Regions from separate parts of the Homo sapiens genome. Here region 1 is linked to region 2. Evidence: chromatin loops called from intact Hi-C (ENCODE). Cell type or tissue: mammary epithelial cell. All regions are shown on one strand.

What was found. Peaks named below come from ENCODE experiments on the same cell type or tissue, not always from the same donor. Only the 100,000 strongest peaks of a DNase experiment are listed, where the experiment ranks them.
Region 1: a loop joins it to region 2, with 9 times the contacts of the local background. A loop is called at or near these places in 1 of 110 quality-filtered maps.

The regions. Positions count from the first base shown.
Region 1 is chr2:141,993,267-142,001,266 of GRCh38, reverse strand. All of the region lies in intron 1 of LRP1B (LDL receptor related protein 1B), which reads left to right. Among named protein-coding and RNA genes, the nearest start is that of LRP1B, 130 kb to the left of the region's middle. In mammary epithelial cell, no CTCF peak of the experiment used is centred here; no DNase peak of the experiment used is centred here.
Region 2 is chr2:141,919,598-141,927,597 of GRCh38, reverse strand. All of the region lies in intron 1 of LRP1B (LDL receptor related protein 1B), which reads left to right. Among named protein-coding and RNA genes, the nearest start is that of LRP1B, 210 kb to the left of the region's middle. In mammary epithelial cell, no CTCF peak of the experiment used is centred here; a DNase peak (open chromatin) is centred at 3,707; H3K27ac peaks cover 1,024 bases.

The DNA of each region.
Region 1 (8,000 bases), 74 kb before region 2:
GTAGGTAGAATAAAAACCATGGCTTTTGGAACTGTATTAGTCCATTCTCATGCTGCTGATAAAGACATACCCCAGACTGGGTAATTTATAAAGAAAAAGAGGTTTAATGGACTTGCAGTTCCACGGGGTTGGGGAGGCCTCACAATCATGGTGGAAGGCGAAAAGCACATATTACAGGTAGGCAGGCAAGAGAGAACAAGAGCCAAGCAAAAGGGGAAACCCTTTATAAAACCATCAGATTTCATGAAACTTACTAACTACCATGAGAACAGTATGGGGGAAACCACCCCTGTGATTCACTTATTTTTCACTGGGTCCCTCCCACAACATATGGGAATTATGGGAGCTACAATTCAACATGAGATTTGGGTGGGGACACAGCCAAACCATATCAGGAGCTAAACAAAATTTAGCTTCAGTTCTCATTTTCTCTCTCAATATTTGGGTGATCTGGGCTCTTGACACTTTTTCTGCCTTAGTTTTCTCTATGTAGAACAGGCATAATAGTAGAATTATGACAAAATGGTCTTCCAACAATTAAATGAATACATATAGAGTGTAGAGATTAAAACTGTTTCTGGCAAAAAGTAAGCATTATGACTGTGTTTAGATACTATTGTTAACACTATCAAAGAGCTGGTTTGGGACACAGACCCTAATTTTAATTCTCTTCTCCCTGTATTAGCTTTGGCATATTACTCTAACACACTGAGTCTGATCTGTAGTCATCTTATTCTTAGTATGCTGATTTCATCATCCTCATGATATTTGTATAGTTCTTTGAAATTTGCAAAATGTACTCTTCTAAATGTTAACAGTAATCACCACTTCACTATTGTTGTAAGAAATGATTGTAATTATGTATAAATTATTTAGGACCACTTTGGCCCAGTGTGGCTCAATTACATGAGACCAGATAATAGGATTTCCCCAGGCCACTTTAGTAGGTGCCTCATATCATGGCCCAGAGTGTAACTGAAATTATGAAAGCAAGGAAGTCCATTCAATGGTGAGCCAACAGAGCTAGCAGTGCCTTGGCATCAACGCTGCCATGAGTTTGTGCCTTCATTACACAAATGTCCTCTTCTTGGAGCCACGTTATTATACAATATGTGTCCTTAAGGCCTTCAATTAACATATAACCTTAAGTTCATAGTTTTAAGTTCTTAAATATGTTTGTATGTTTATTGTTATCATCTTATACTTTGATTTTTATAAGTATATATCACATATATTATATAGTATATATAATAAATGTGTATATATATTTCTATATGTATATAGTATAAATATATGCATATAAAATTTGCAAACTTTTATAACCTTATTCTAGAATTTCACACTGGCATAAAATGGACACAAGGTCGACGGTTTTAATTACCAAATTAGGGAGTTTGTATCATTGACCTTAAGCACTAGGTAATTTTAAGTGAAATTAGAAAATAAACAAATATTACAGTTGATACAAATAGTACATGTGTGCAAAGCATAGAATTGGTTTTCATATGATTTCTAATGATAATCAACTAAGAATTCTACATTAAATCAGGAGTTTCTTGCTTTAATTTAATGAGAAAAAAAGTATTCATATTCTACATAAACTTTCTCATCATATAGTTAAAAAGAAAAAAGTAATGAAATTAAATAGAAAGGTATGGCTTAACCTATTAACAAACTCTACTTTTAATTGTATGTGGCTTTATCCTTAAAGCCACTTTTAAATCTTTATTTCTTTAACAAAATTCAATAAAATTAAACAAGCCATTGCGGTCTTTTGTAATATATTTTTCAAATCTTCAAACTTTTATGTACTTATTTAATTTACATTGCTCCTAATATGGGAGAAATAATGGGTTATTTAATAATTACATATTATTATAAGGTATTTATAGAAATAATTTCTGTAAACTGTCAACCAAAATTAAAATTCTAAGCCTTCCAAGCAACTGATGGACCCCCACTCTCAGCCAAGAGCATTCCAAAATGAACCCAAAAATCTAGTTCAGGCCATGATGGGGAGGGGAGGGTCGGACATGCCTCCTTATACTCTCCTCCCATTGGAATTCAGCCACAGCTGACCAGAATTTAGATTAAAACGGAGATCTAAAGACTGATGAAGCAGATTTTTTGTTGCAATAAGACATCGAATTCCATCCTGACTCTAGGCTAACATCACATGACAGATAGGAGGCCCTGAAAGAAATCACAGTATTTTCTCCCAAAATATATTTCTTTGACATGTTTTGAAATGGCCGACAAAGCTGTCTCTTCTGGGGAATATTTACATTCTGTAGAAAATTTATGTTCCTTTCCAGGCCATTCTCTGATCCAGGAAGGAATTAACTAACAGTTTGTCAACTTTTTAGGTCTGATAAGAGCTCTGAAGCCTGCTACCTGGAGGCTTCATCTGTATGATAAAACGTTGGTCTCCATAACCCCCTATCTTAACCCAGACATTTCTTTCTATTGATTCCAGGTCTTCAGTCTTTGAATCTGCCTATGACCTGGAAGGTCCTCTCCTACGACCTTCAGGTTGTCCCACCTTTCAGACCGAATCTATGTATATTTTATGTGTATTGATTGTCTTATATTCCCCTAAAATGTGTAAAACCAACCTATAGCCTGACCACTATGGACACATGTTGTCAGGACCTCCTGAGGCTATGTCATAGACACGTCCATTACCTTGGCAAAATAAACCTCTAAATTGATTGAGACTTGTCTAAGATACTTTTTGGTTTAAAAATATATATTCTTTTTAAAAATAACCTTTTTGCCTCTTTTAAGATTCTTAATCAACCGGAGAACTTAAATTGATAATGATTTTAGAAATATATAATAGATTAAAATAACATTAGAAGTACGGTATCACTAGAGCACATGCCTCTAACCCAAATTTTGTCTGGTAATAGCATATGGTCCTCACAGACATTTTTTGTTTGTTTGTTTGTTTTTTCTCTTTTTTTCAAAGTAGAGAGAGAGAGAATCTGGGTGTGTTAGAGGAGTATTAAAAATGAATACCAAGTTAAACATACAATTATAGAAATCTACTAAGATTTTATAATTCAGATAGTTTTAAATTTAGTCTCTTTTAACCGGACCTCTGAGCTCTAGGTGAAGCCCACACTAAATCCTGGGTTTCCAAACAGAGATAGATGTCATGAGACTAAGCCATGTAGTGCTTTTACAGTGCACCTTGCTGCAGAGATTTCTCTATATGTTTAAACTGCACCCTTTTTTTACTTTAATACGTAACAGTAGCCCCTGTAGTAATAACTATTTTATTCAAAAGAAATCAGGTAATGCGATACAAAAGCAAGCAGTTGAAGATCTGAGAGGAACTTGTCTGTTTACACTCTTGAGTTTCCATAAGGAAAAACAGAGTTTCCTCCAAAAAAGGGTCTGTAACTGTCTCTGTTTTCTTTAAGAAATCCCTGGCAATTAGAAATTATTTTAGGTCCCTTATGCAGCACAGGGTGGCAAGAGAAAGGAGAGACAGGCAGAAGTACGTGGAGAAAACAGAACTCAGTCAACTGAGAAGAATAAAGTACTCTTTTCTTAACAAGATCCTAAGAGAGAAAAAAAAAGCATAAAGGCTATATATATATATATATATATGGGCTGGGTGCAGTGGCTCAAGCCTATAATCCCAGCACTTTGGGAGGTTGAGATGGGAGAATTGCTTGAGCCCAGGAGTTCGAGGCTGCAGTGAACCAAGATTGAGCCACCACACTCCAGTCTGGGCAACAGAGCAATACCCTGTGTCAAGAAAATAAAAATAAAAATGTGTTCTACAGTGTGTGTGTGTGTGTGTGTGTGTGTATATACACACACACACACACACACACACATATATACATTTATATATATATATGTACACACACACACATCTTGGATATTACATTTTAATTAAGCTGATTTTAACCATTGAGCTCTTTAACAAAATCCTGTTAAATCTCTTACTACCATATTTTAGCAGGAACAAACTGCTGATATTTGAAACGTAACACAAATATCAAACCAGAAAGGTCTTGATTTAGAAATTAAACCCAGGCTGTTGTGGTGAAAAAAGTGCAAAATCTTAGCTACTGAACTAGTGTCAGGTGTCTGCCATTGCCCTTTCAGTTTGGCCTCGCGGGCATTTGAAGTTTCATTTGATTTCAACAAGCACTCATACTCAGTTTTCTAAGCCCACTTGGTTCTTGACCCTGGTCTGTGCACTCTCAGGCAGTGACAGATCTGCAGAGTGATGCTCTGGGCATCACTGTCTCCCACTTCTACAGGTGATAAACTCTAAGAAACCTATACAATTTGATACATTGAATACAAGCTGGCCACTGCCCTCAAGAAAAACAATTATTTATGAGTCAAGATAGCAAAGAGCTGAAGGGTTGGATTCACTTGTGATTTACTTTTCTCTCTCTGACATTTTACTAAATAGTAATTTATTTTTCAAATGCGTATATAAAAACCCCAAAGGAATTCACTATTTGAGCGAATCCTTGGAGGGACTATTTTTTCTTACTTTGTGTCACTAGTTTGTAGGGGGGGGGAAAGAAAAAATTTAAATACAGGAAATATTTTAAAATTTTAAATAAAGGTAAATTCCACATGGTCGAGCTGAGAATTGAGAACTGCTATGTCATAGTTCTTCCTTGTTTCTTTTTAGCCAGACAATCCAGCATCATATCCTGTGCAGATGGGAATAATGTAACTGAAAATAAAGGCTCTCAATGGCTACAGTTTATTGAGCATTTCTTATGTCCCTATTGGTTTTCCCACGTTATCTCATTTAACCTCAGTACTACCTTGCAAAGTAAAAACTATTAACATCTTTGACTGATGTGGTAACTGAGATCTGTAGAGGTTCAATGATATTAGGGGAGGTCAGGATGACATGATGAAATTATCACACAAACTAAGCAACAAGTAAGAGTCAGTGTTGATTCATTCACACCTATGTCATTCGGCTACTTTTAGGTCTTAGAGATTTGAGATAGGTAATAAAGCTATTTTAAAGTAACAATCACTTATAACGTTTTTTTTTTTTTTTTTTGAGTCTCGCTCTGTTGCCAGGCTGGAGTGCAGTGTCATTATCTCAGCTCACTGCAACATCTGCCTCCCGGGTTCGGGACTGCAGGCGCCCGCCACCATGCCAAGCTAATTTTTGTATTTTGAGTAGAGACAGACTTTCATCATGTTGGCCAGGATGGTCTTGATCTCTTGACCTCATGATCTGCCCGCCTTGGCCTTCAAAAGTGCTGGGATTACAGGCGTGAGCCACCGCTTCCTGCCTACTTATAACTTCTTAATGGGTATAAGATCATTAGTATCCTTTTTCTTCCCTCTTTTCCACAAAACTGAAGCTTTTTTAAAACCCACATTGTATGCATTTTTGTGAATTTCCCCAACAGAAAATTTCAATGTTTTCTTTTAATTTCACTTAATTATCTTCCACAGAATAAAAGTCTTAAACAATTCTAACATTTTATATTTACGTTTCTTGAAAGTTTTCACCAATAAAAGCTAAAATCCCATAGGATATTATTTCCTCTCTCACAAGATGAAGCTTTCTAATGGATAGGGATTTTATGACAAGTACATGAAACTATGGGAGCATTTATTTGTATTATTGTTTTTCCTGACTAGTGTAGGCAGAGTAATGGCCTCCTGAAAATGCCCATGTTCTCATCACTAGAGCCTGTGAGTATGTGAATTAAAAGGTAAAAGGGAATTAAGATAGCAGATGGAATTAGTGTGCCAATCAGCTGACCTTAAAATAGGGAGATGATTATCCAGGTGGGCCCAATGTAATCACAGGGGCCGCTAAAAGAGGGAGGCGGAAGAGTCAGAGTCAGAAGCAGATGAGCTAAGGCAGGGGTAAGAGTGATATTCAGTGAGAAGGACTCAGGTAGCCATTCTTTGTGTCAAAGATGGAGGAAGGGGCCATAAGAAAACAGAAGTTGGCAGCTAGTAGAATTTGGAAAAGGCAAGGAAACATTTTCCCGTAGGAGGAACTAGCACTGCAGACACCTTGATTTTTGGCCAACCGAGACTTGTGTCAGACTTCTGATCTACCTGTACTGTAAGTAAATAAATTCGTGTTGCTTGAATGCACTAAGTTTATGGCAATTTTTAAATAGCAGCAATAGAAAACTAATATGCTATTATTATTATATAAATTATTATTTTCATTATGTTCCTCCCACTTTTAAAATTCTAAGGATTTTCAAACATAAGGATTCCTAGTTTTGTCCTCACTTTGTTACAAATGGGATATGTGACTCTGACACAAGGGGTTGCCTCAGTGCTATATATGTGCTAATACCCCTTCAGCTTTCATACCGCTCACAGGTAGGAGCGTGAAAAAGGCAGCTGTAGGATATTAGGAAAGCATAATCTCAATCTTTATGTCTGGGAGCTACTTCTTTCAGTACTAGGCATAAGATGGTAAAGATAAGAAGGTCTAAAATGTAAGGTGGACAGAACTATAGAAGAGATAGATAAAAGTAATATTATTTTATATATGGGCAATTAATTGTACTAGCTTATAATGTCCTGCTGTAGGGCAACAGAGACAAGTGCCAAGGTTTCTTTCATGATATCCTTACATTTACCTCCCATTTAAAATGTTTTCTTCCCGGTTTTCTTTAGTCTCTTGCACTCACCATTCCTTTCCAATAGAGAGATAGAGATAGATATACATACATGTAAATACACAACATGCACACATGTATACTCACACAGTATAAATACACATATATACGTATATATTTAATATAAGATCTAGAAATAATGCATGAAAATATTTTGTGTGATTCACTGATTCTCTAAGCTCATTTTCATAGTCTACAAAGCACGATCGACTTTCGTGAATTTCCAAAAGAAACCATCATTGTGTTCATAAAGAGAAAGGATTTATTTCCCTCTATTATGAAATAATTTTTATTATGAGATGAATCATTCAGAATGCACCTAAGGCCATTAACAAAATCAGCCTGTTGTTGCCAGCTGGCCACTATTACATTAACAGCTCAACTACCTGGAGGGTACTTAGCAAACAACTACAACTCTCTGGAAAATAGAAGAAAACGGAGAACAGACAAAAGTGATCTCTGAACAGGCACATTCAAGCATGTTGCTCATGAAGAGAACTCTCAAAGACTGCCACTCAGGGTTCCATTTAGATTTCCTTCTTGTAAAATAAAGAAATTTTGGGTGTTTTGGATCTTGACTTATAACAAATCAGTTGTCAAAGTCAAGAGCAGTAAGGATACTATTAAATGGGAAAACATGACAATTAGATGAAGTAATTGTTGATAAGGTAGAAGATGAGGACAAAGAAAAAAAACATAAACCTTAAAAGTATAGCAGTGTGGATACAAGAGCATTTGGTCAAGCTTCGTTCTGTATCTCAAAATTATGAAAGGCAATGTGAACATTGCCATTTTAAAGTTAACCTTGAGTCATCAAAAAAAGTTAAATTATATTCAGTTGCCTTTGTTACAGAAGGCAAGGAAATATAAACTGATTTTAGGAAGACCTTCACCTATAGGACTGACATTTAGTGTGTAACTTTATAATGGTCCAGTCACTGCCAAAGACACTTTGTAGACTTTATCTCAATGAATCAATGGTTAGAAAAGGAAATAAAGAAAATAGGATAATAAAATAAATCCATTCTGAATCCTGTCTATTGGCTATCAGCTCCATGTGATATCAGCTTCAGACTGATCTGAACCTGGAAAAGGCATTTCCCAGATTTCTTTTCCGAGTTTCCTGATAGGCATTACCAATGGGAGCCGATGCTAGAAGATTGGAAGGTGGAGGGGAAAAATTTCCTGCTCCTAGTGGAGCCCCCAGCAGCAGCAGATGATTACAAGCAATGGGAGATGGTGATAGGCCTCAGTGAGGTGGTTTGAATATCCTCATAGTGAATGAAGACTCCTGGATTGTATCCAGAGGTCACCATTGTTTCCAGGAGTCTTGAGGCAAGGGGG
Region 2 (8,000 bases):
CTTGGAAAAGTAGATTAAAAAGGAATCAAAAGAAGCATGGCACTGATTAGGATATGCCTACAGGTACTTACCACTCATGAGTAGCAAAATCAATGAATGTCTACCATATAATAAGAAAAATATTATCTGATGAGCAAAATATGGACATGTTTTGCTCTAAAAAGTCAAATTCTTTTTTAAAAGATGAAGAAAAGTAAATTAAAATTTTATAAAAATATCGTTTACTTTTTAAAAATTCAAAACTTTAGACAAATTTAGACAAACAGGTAGAGGACAGTTCTGAAGTTTACTTCTTAATGGTGTTCTCAAAATTCACAACATTTACCCATAGTTCTTATGGTATATGACTGTTTATAATAATTCAGCAGTCAAATTGATGTATGATGGTAATCTATTAGGGGAATGGGTCATCATTTTCTTTCTAAAAGTATTGTAATCTAACATCTTTTAAGAAGCAATCAACAGATATTCATTGATTATGTAGTATATGCCACATAGTATTTAAGGTGCCATATGGAACCCTTACCTTTAAGAGGTTTATAAACTAATCAAAGAGGCAAAAGGTATGATTCTGATTCAGTAAATAACAATCACACTAACAATCAAAGCAGTCTACTTTCTAAAGAGAGTCTTTTTAAAAATTTGACCATTATTCTGAACCTAATTTTGTATCATATGTACATACATTCTTTATCATTACAGTAAAGGTTTATGAAGAAAAAAATAGTTCACCTTGTTAGGATAATCACTAAGTGATCTTAGGACACTCTTTGTATTGACAACGTTGTGGTTAATATAGCTCAATCCCCAGGATCGATTTAGCAAAAGGAGATGAAATTAAGGAATATTATCTATTTGAAGGAAATACATATTAATTCCAATTCAGGCCTCACCACTACCTACCTATTTTCAAATTGTCTGTAGAATAAACAGCAATATGTGAACTTTGCTTCAAAGTAGATGCCAATATGGGCTATCAAGTTAATCCTTAAGACACTTGCTGAAAGATTATATGAAGTATGTAGAAAGGTGGGTGTGTGAGCTATCTAATAGGTTGGAAGTGGTGACAGTTAAGATATATAGCTGGTTTGGAATTTGGGTTATTATTTTGTTTGTTTTATTTAGAGTTTTCAGATCTGGAATATTGTAAGTAGCTTCAGTTGGCTACTTAGTTTCTAAGCGCTGTGCTCATGGATACAATAGAGGGGAAAAAAGTCAGACCTTCTTTCTCAAGGAAACAGAACATAATCACTAACACATTTACTCCGTAAGTCACAAGACCTAAAGCTGTGGAGACATTTGTAAGATAACTAGGAACTTCTGTATTTACTTCTGTCACTTGGAAGCTATAGATATCTAGCTTTCTCGCAACAAGGATCAGTAGTATTTCTTTGATAATGTTCAGAATGATTTACATTTATTAACACTCTTCATGTATTTATTTTCTGTATGCATGTTGAAATAACATTTAATGTGACTGAGAAGAGAAATTATTTACATGTTGATTATTTTGTATATCAAGATGACATCAGTCACTAAAAAGGAATGAGCAAAATACTGTACATGATGGTGATAATTTCTACTTACCTAATGACTACAATGTATAAAACCTATTAGCTTGTTTCCCTGTGTTTTTTTCATAAATCTTCACAACTGTCCCATCAGATGGAAGCTATTATCCCCCAGTTGAGATTCGAAGATGTTAAGTACTTTGCTAAGGCCATCCTACAAAGAAATACAGGGCTGGAATTTAAACCAAGAAGTCCAAAGTCTGTAGTCTTTCTGCTAGGCTTTGCAGAGCTTACAAATGACCTAATAGATTGCCTTGCCCAGCAGAGCCAGAAATTGCTTCCAGAGGCATGTCTATATTAGCAGCATGAGTTGATCCCTATGTGATAATTGTACCATTAATGTAATAGAAATATTGAGCAGCTCAGAACTTCCTGACCCCAGGCTAAAGTGTAAAAAGGGAGAAAGATAATAGTCTCCTGCTGGTTTCAACCAGGGTCATTTCCAGGACATTGTCTGGCCTAGACAGTAAGAATCAGATGCAAATTGTAACAATCTTCTTTGATCTGTGTGTTCAGCACAAATAGATTTATGAATTCCTCTCCTTTAGCTTAGTTAGTGTTTTGTTGGAGTCAGATAGATACTTTGTTAACCCCATCGTCAGTCTAGAGCAATGTTGTCATAGAGGCATGACCTTCCTGTGATGTATCAAACTCTTCATTTGTAATATTATAGTCTTATAATAGAGAACACAATATTCTGTTCCAAGACTCAAACCTAACTCTTCTCCAGGAAAACATATGCAACTGACTCTTTATTAGATTGTTTTGGAAACTTTTTATTTTACTGGTCAATCAAGTTTAGTGACCTATTTGATATTCAGGTATGTGCACAATGTAGACATTTTTCAAATTACCGTATGAATTTAGATAATATCTCCTATTGAGAAAGAAAAGACTATCACATGGAATAACCTTGATTTGTTAATCTGGCTAGCACATTTGCCATTGTTATATCTATTCCCTGTTGAAAAAGCCTTCTTGTCAGACTTGTCATATGCTGTTTGTATAACTGGTAATTACAGAATCAAGATGAATTATCCCCTATTTTTAAAGGCTATAAAATAAATACCAACCAATTAATATAACTACACCTTCCATTCTCTGAGGAAAAAAAAGAGAAAAATCAATCTCATTTCAAAGTCATTTATTGATTTGCCTCCCCCACTTCCACCCACTGCCATAGGACTACATATTAAAACCTGTGATTCTTCCCCCTACTGTTTAAAAGAAGCTGCCTTAACACAAGTGTCATGGAATTCCCACATGACGAAATGGGAGAGTTCCCTGATCCCCCTCCTCCCAGGACATGTGACAGGGGTGTGGCTCACCTGTTTGCTTGCTGCCACTGCTCAAACCCCTGATGAAGGGGGAAACATGCAGATGGACAGGTGCAGGAGCCAGGGCGCGTGTTTTGAGCTCCAGCCTCATGGTAGTATCTAGGGGTGGGTGCCTGTGTCCTCAGTCTTTTGACCTTGCTGTCTGCAGATGGCTTAAGTGTTAACCAGCTCGATGGACCCTCTGCCTTTTCACATGGGCAGAGGGCCAGTGTGAGAGCTTTCTGTATCCTTAGCTCTTGCCCAGTGTTCCAGAAGAATGGGGATACACATGGGCTTGAAGGATCAATGTGAGGTTTTATGGAATGGTGGAGGTGGCTCTCAGCAGGATGGACAGGGAGCTGGAAAAGGGATGGAGTGGGAAGATGATCTTCCCCTGAAGTTTTGGCTATCAAGCAGCCAAACTCCTCCTTGACCACTCCCAGCTGTACTCCTCCTGGTGTTCAGACATACCTTCTCTTCTCTCTTTCCCTGCTACACCGTTCTGCCATTCACCTGCTTGTCTCCTCATCTCCTTGTCTTCTCCTGGAGCCTGGGGTTCGAGGTTATATGGGTACGGGATAGTGGGGCATTGCAGGCCAAAACACAACTTTTTGGGCATGAAAACAGAAATGCCTGTTCCCACTTAGGGCTGCAGGCCTCCAGACTTGAGATTGGAGCCTTTGCACGGGAACTGCCCTCTTCTACCCAGTATTTCCCTGTCTCCTGTCCATATCAATAGCATGCTTTTCCTATGACTAGGTAATCACAAGCTTTTTAGCAATCTAGAAAATATTTGGGTGCAATGCCCTGATTCATTCCCTTAGTTTAATACCTTGCAGATGAAACACTCCTTCTTTTCCTAAGTTGGTTATGCTGCCAATGCTAAAAACCAGGGAAAGGGAAAGAAATGACTGTTTAAGTATCAAAATACCTAAGCTATATTTTTCACTTAGCTTGAGCAACAGCAAACCATGAGTTAATTCTGGAGTTCTGGATTTTTTTTTTAATTATGATATCATCAAGGGAGATCTTAACTCATGAATTAAGGTCATTACAGACATTCTGTAATTACTCTTAAAGAATGTATGCTCTCAAGTTACTGTAAATTCAGGGTAACATTACCATATAGGGCAACTGGAAATTTGCTTTGGTAAGAAAAAACTGAAATACAGACATATACTTACTTTCTCTCTCTCTCTCTCTCCCCCTCCCTCCCTCTCTCTACACACACACACACACACACACACACACACACACACACACATATATATATAATCTCTTTGTCACTATATATATATATATATATAGTGACAGAGATAATTTCATTAAAAATTTATATTAGCAACCTGGCATTAAAAGCTTTATCTATTTTGATATAGGGACCAGTCCCCTTTCTCACCATTAAAAAATTATTTTTATAACATATTAGGCCATCTGTAGAGGTGGCAAGTCATCATCCCTTGTGGATAAATTTTTCCGTAACTGTTATAATATTCACCTGCTATTTTCATTGTTTTGTGGTACATGCCTAATTTTTTAACCACTAAACTTTGTGGAATCTCCTTCAGTTCTCACAGGCAGATGAATTTATTTATTTTTAATCTTTATTTTTGAGACAGTGTCTCACTCTGTCACCCAGGCTGGAGTGCAGTGGTACAATCACAATTGACTGCAGCCTCAACTTCCTGAGCTCAAGTGATCCTCTGATCTCAGCCTTTCAAGTAGAAGGAACTATAGGCATGCACCACTACGCCCAGATAATTTTTTATTTTTTGTAGAAACAAGGTCTCACTATGTTACCCAGGCTGGTCTTGAACTCCTGAGTTCAAGTGATTCTCCTACCTCAGCCTCCCAAAGGGCTGAAATTACAGGCAGGAGCCACCACGCCTGGCTACTTTTTATCATTCCCATTTATAGCTGAGAGAACTGAAGCACTTAAGATAGCTGAGCTTCTCAGTGAAATATGTGTGACTCTAGACTCAATTTCTTGACACTAGTGAATGACCCTTACTGCCTCTATAGCTGTTGATTTAAACACCTGGAACTCCTCAATTCCATAAATTGGCAATTTATTCCATTCAGTTCAATGTTTAAATACCTTCTTTATACAAAAATGTGTAAGCATCCAGTGCCTGGTGCTGAAAAGTGAAGATCAGGTGGAGGAGAAGAACAATGAGTAGCAGAAAATACTCACAATGAGCTGTATGTAATCTAAAGTGTTATTAGAATGGTAATATAGATTGTGATAAAACGCAGATTAAGTTAGGAGGTGACGTTTTAACTGAACTGTAAACAGTAGCATACATTTTTGCCAGGAGGCTAAAGCAAAGAAGACAAAATGTGCAAAGATATAAGTCCTTAGAGTAAATAGTGCACATAGGGGATGAGATGAAGCTTGTCATAGTTGTTGGTTTAGAGCAGGTAAGCAGGGCTTACATGGCGAGTTCTGTGTTCTTTGTCCAATGTGCTTACTTCAATACGTATTTTATGCCAGGTTATATAATAAATCTGTGAAAAACACTTTTTCATGCATGCCTAATATGTTTTTACAAACAAGATTTTTCTTGTATAATGTTTAGGTCTAAGAGACCTTAACTCTACATTGTGGGCTTTAGACTATTGGGATGGATCCTGAATTCTTTAGATTCTTTTCCATACCTTTTTCTTAATATTTAAGGATTAATAATTAAGTATTCTTATGACATTATTTTGGATGCTAGCTGACTTAGATTTTCTTTGGAAAGGTTTATGGCCTTTAAGACCACATTATCATTCTGAAATGAATGAATATAATGTAAAAGAAAAATGTGTATATTTCACTACTCTGAAACCCTTAAGTGTGAAATTTCCTTATTTTCCTGTAATTACTAGGTTTGGAAAATTAAAGTAGAGTTATTCTTTATGATGCCAAGATTTTTGAATGGAATATTTGCTTTCTATTGAATTATATAATGTTTTAAAGAATAGGAAATATTTATTTGGTCAAGTAAAACAAATTATTTTATTTATAATTGATGAGAAGCATTAGGGTAAAAGATGTTTAAAAATTTAAAGCATACTTCTAAGACATAGTGGTGATTCTCTATACTAGCATGAACTTATATTTATAAAAATAATTCATTGCTAGAATATGTGAAATGGAAGTGAGGAATCAAAGTACATTAATACAGGGGATCAAAGTAGAACATTCCATAGAGATTGTCTTTTTCATTATGTGAATATATACACACACAAACACATACATAGAACCCATATATACACCCACATTTTACAGACATGTATGAACCTTTTATTTAAACATAATTTTAGAAAATCAGAATCTCCAGATTCTGAAAGATCTATTTTCATGGACAATATTCTGCACAAATAATTTAAGTTTTACCAGAAAGCTGATTATTGAAATAAAATAATTTTTAAGGATAGATTCTCACTAAATTTTTTGTGGATTCAAGACAAGTGTGAATTACTCAAAATATTCATGTACATAAAGCATGCCGTTAAAATGCAGTTTCTTTTACTGAAACATGTTAAGAAATACCATCTTACAAGGATGAGAAATTGTAAAGTCATATTAAATTTGAAACTGATTATGTAGCCTTAAGGAAAGTAATTTGTTATCAAAAGAACATAGCTTCCTAAAATAATGCTTTTTACAGTTACATACTACATGTTGAAGTTTGAAGATGTGATTGGGCTGCTAGGGGTAGGATGAAGGAATGTTCATGGAGTATTTCAACATGAGTGAGTTCTCACACATTTTCTCAATTCTTACATTCTGATAATGTCAACATTAAGAGCAAAATTTTCTTAGAAAAGGACAGGACTAATACCAAGTGTTTAGAGGACAAGTGCAAACTTATATTACTGGAATAAATCCATACATTAGAAAATATGAATCCATATTATTCCAGTTGCAGGATTAACATAATATTAATGACAAAGTTCCCTGTTCATTTCCTGGCATTCATACATTAATGCAACCAATATCTATGGAGTATCTGTGAGGTATGTATACATAGCTTTCAAAAGCTTTAAAAAGTACAGGGACAAACATAAAGAGCCTATATTCTAAAATGTTATGGAAATTAGTTTTCATGTAAAACTTCAACTTTGTTCATTCATCTCAGTCTTCTCAGTTGATACCATCAATAGCCAATTACCAGTGATAATAACCTGAACTCATCCTTTCCTCCTGTCAGCACATTGAGTTCACCTCCAAGTTTTCTCCAATTTTTATCCTCAATATTTCTCATTTTCTTTCTCTTCTTTCTGTTCTAATTGCCACTGCAAAGTTTGGGACTTGTGTTCTGAAACTAAATTCCAAGATTGTTTCCTTTCCATCGTGTTATATGTGATTAATTGTCCAAATGACTGACATTAATGACTGTTATTAAAGTTTGAAATAAATGATTATCCCTACCACCCCCCCCCAAAAAAAAAGAAGAAAAAAATTGAAACAGAGATCACCATCCTGGCAATGTGTGACTCAAATGCTGCAAATGCAGAGGTTTTTGATAGATAATTTTAATAGACTGAGTTCGGAAGAGCAATTGAAAGCATGAGCAATTTGTAATATGGACTGTGCATTGGTACTGAGGAAACACATAAGGTACTGGCAAGAACAAAGGTCGATATTAGCTATAATTTGAACCTTTGAAAAGGTTACATGTTCCAGAAAGAAAGATTGCTTAAGGCTCTTGAAATGCTTGTTTCTGACAGATGCTATGATACCAGTTAGAGATTAGTGAGATTAGAAGAGAGGGAGATAAAGAGAAAAATTCTGCATTTTTCTTTGACATTTCTCTATTGAACTTTTTTGTGAACTAGTTATATTTCTAAGATCTATTTCATAATCAAAGTTCACATAGAATAAACAAGTGTCATATCCTTACAGTAAAATGAGATAGAAATGAAATCACTTCATAAGGTGTCAAAAGGTATTCAAATGTTACGTATTGTTCTAACTCAAAGATGTGTCACCTCTTTTGAATCTATACATGGCTAAAATAAATGCGTAGCCATAATATACTGCATTATTAATGCTGTCATGCCTAATTAAAAAATATTGCTGTGAGAACACTGTTTCATAATTTTCATTCATTTGTAGACTTAA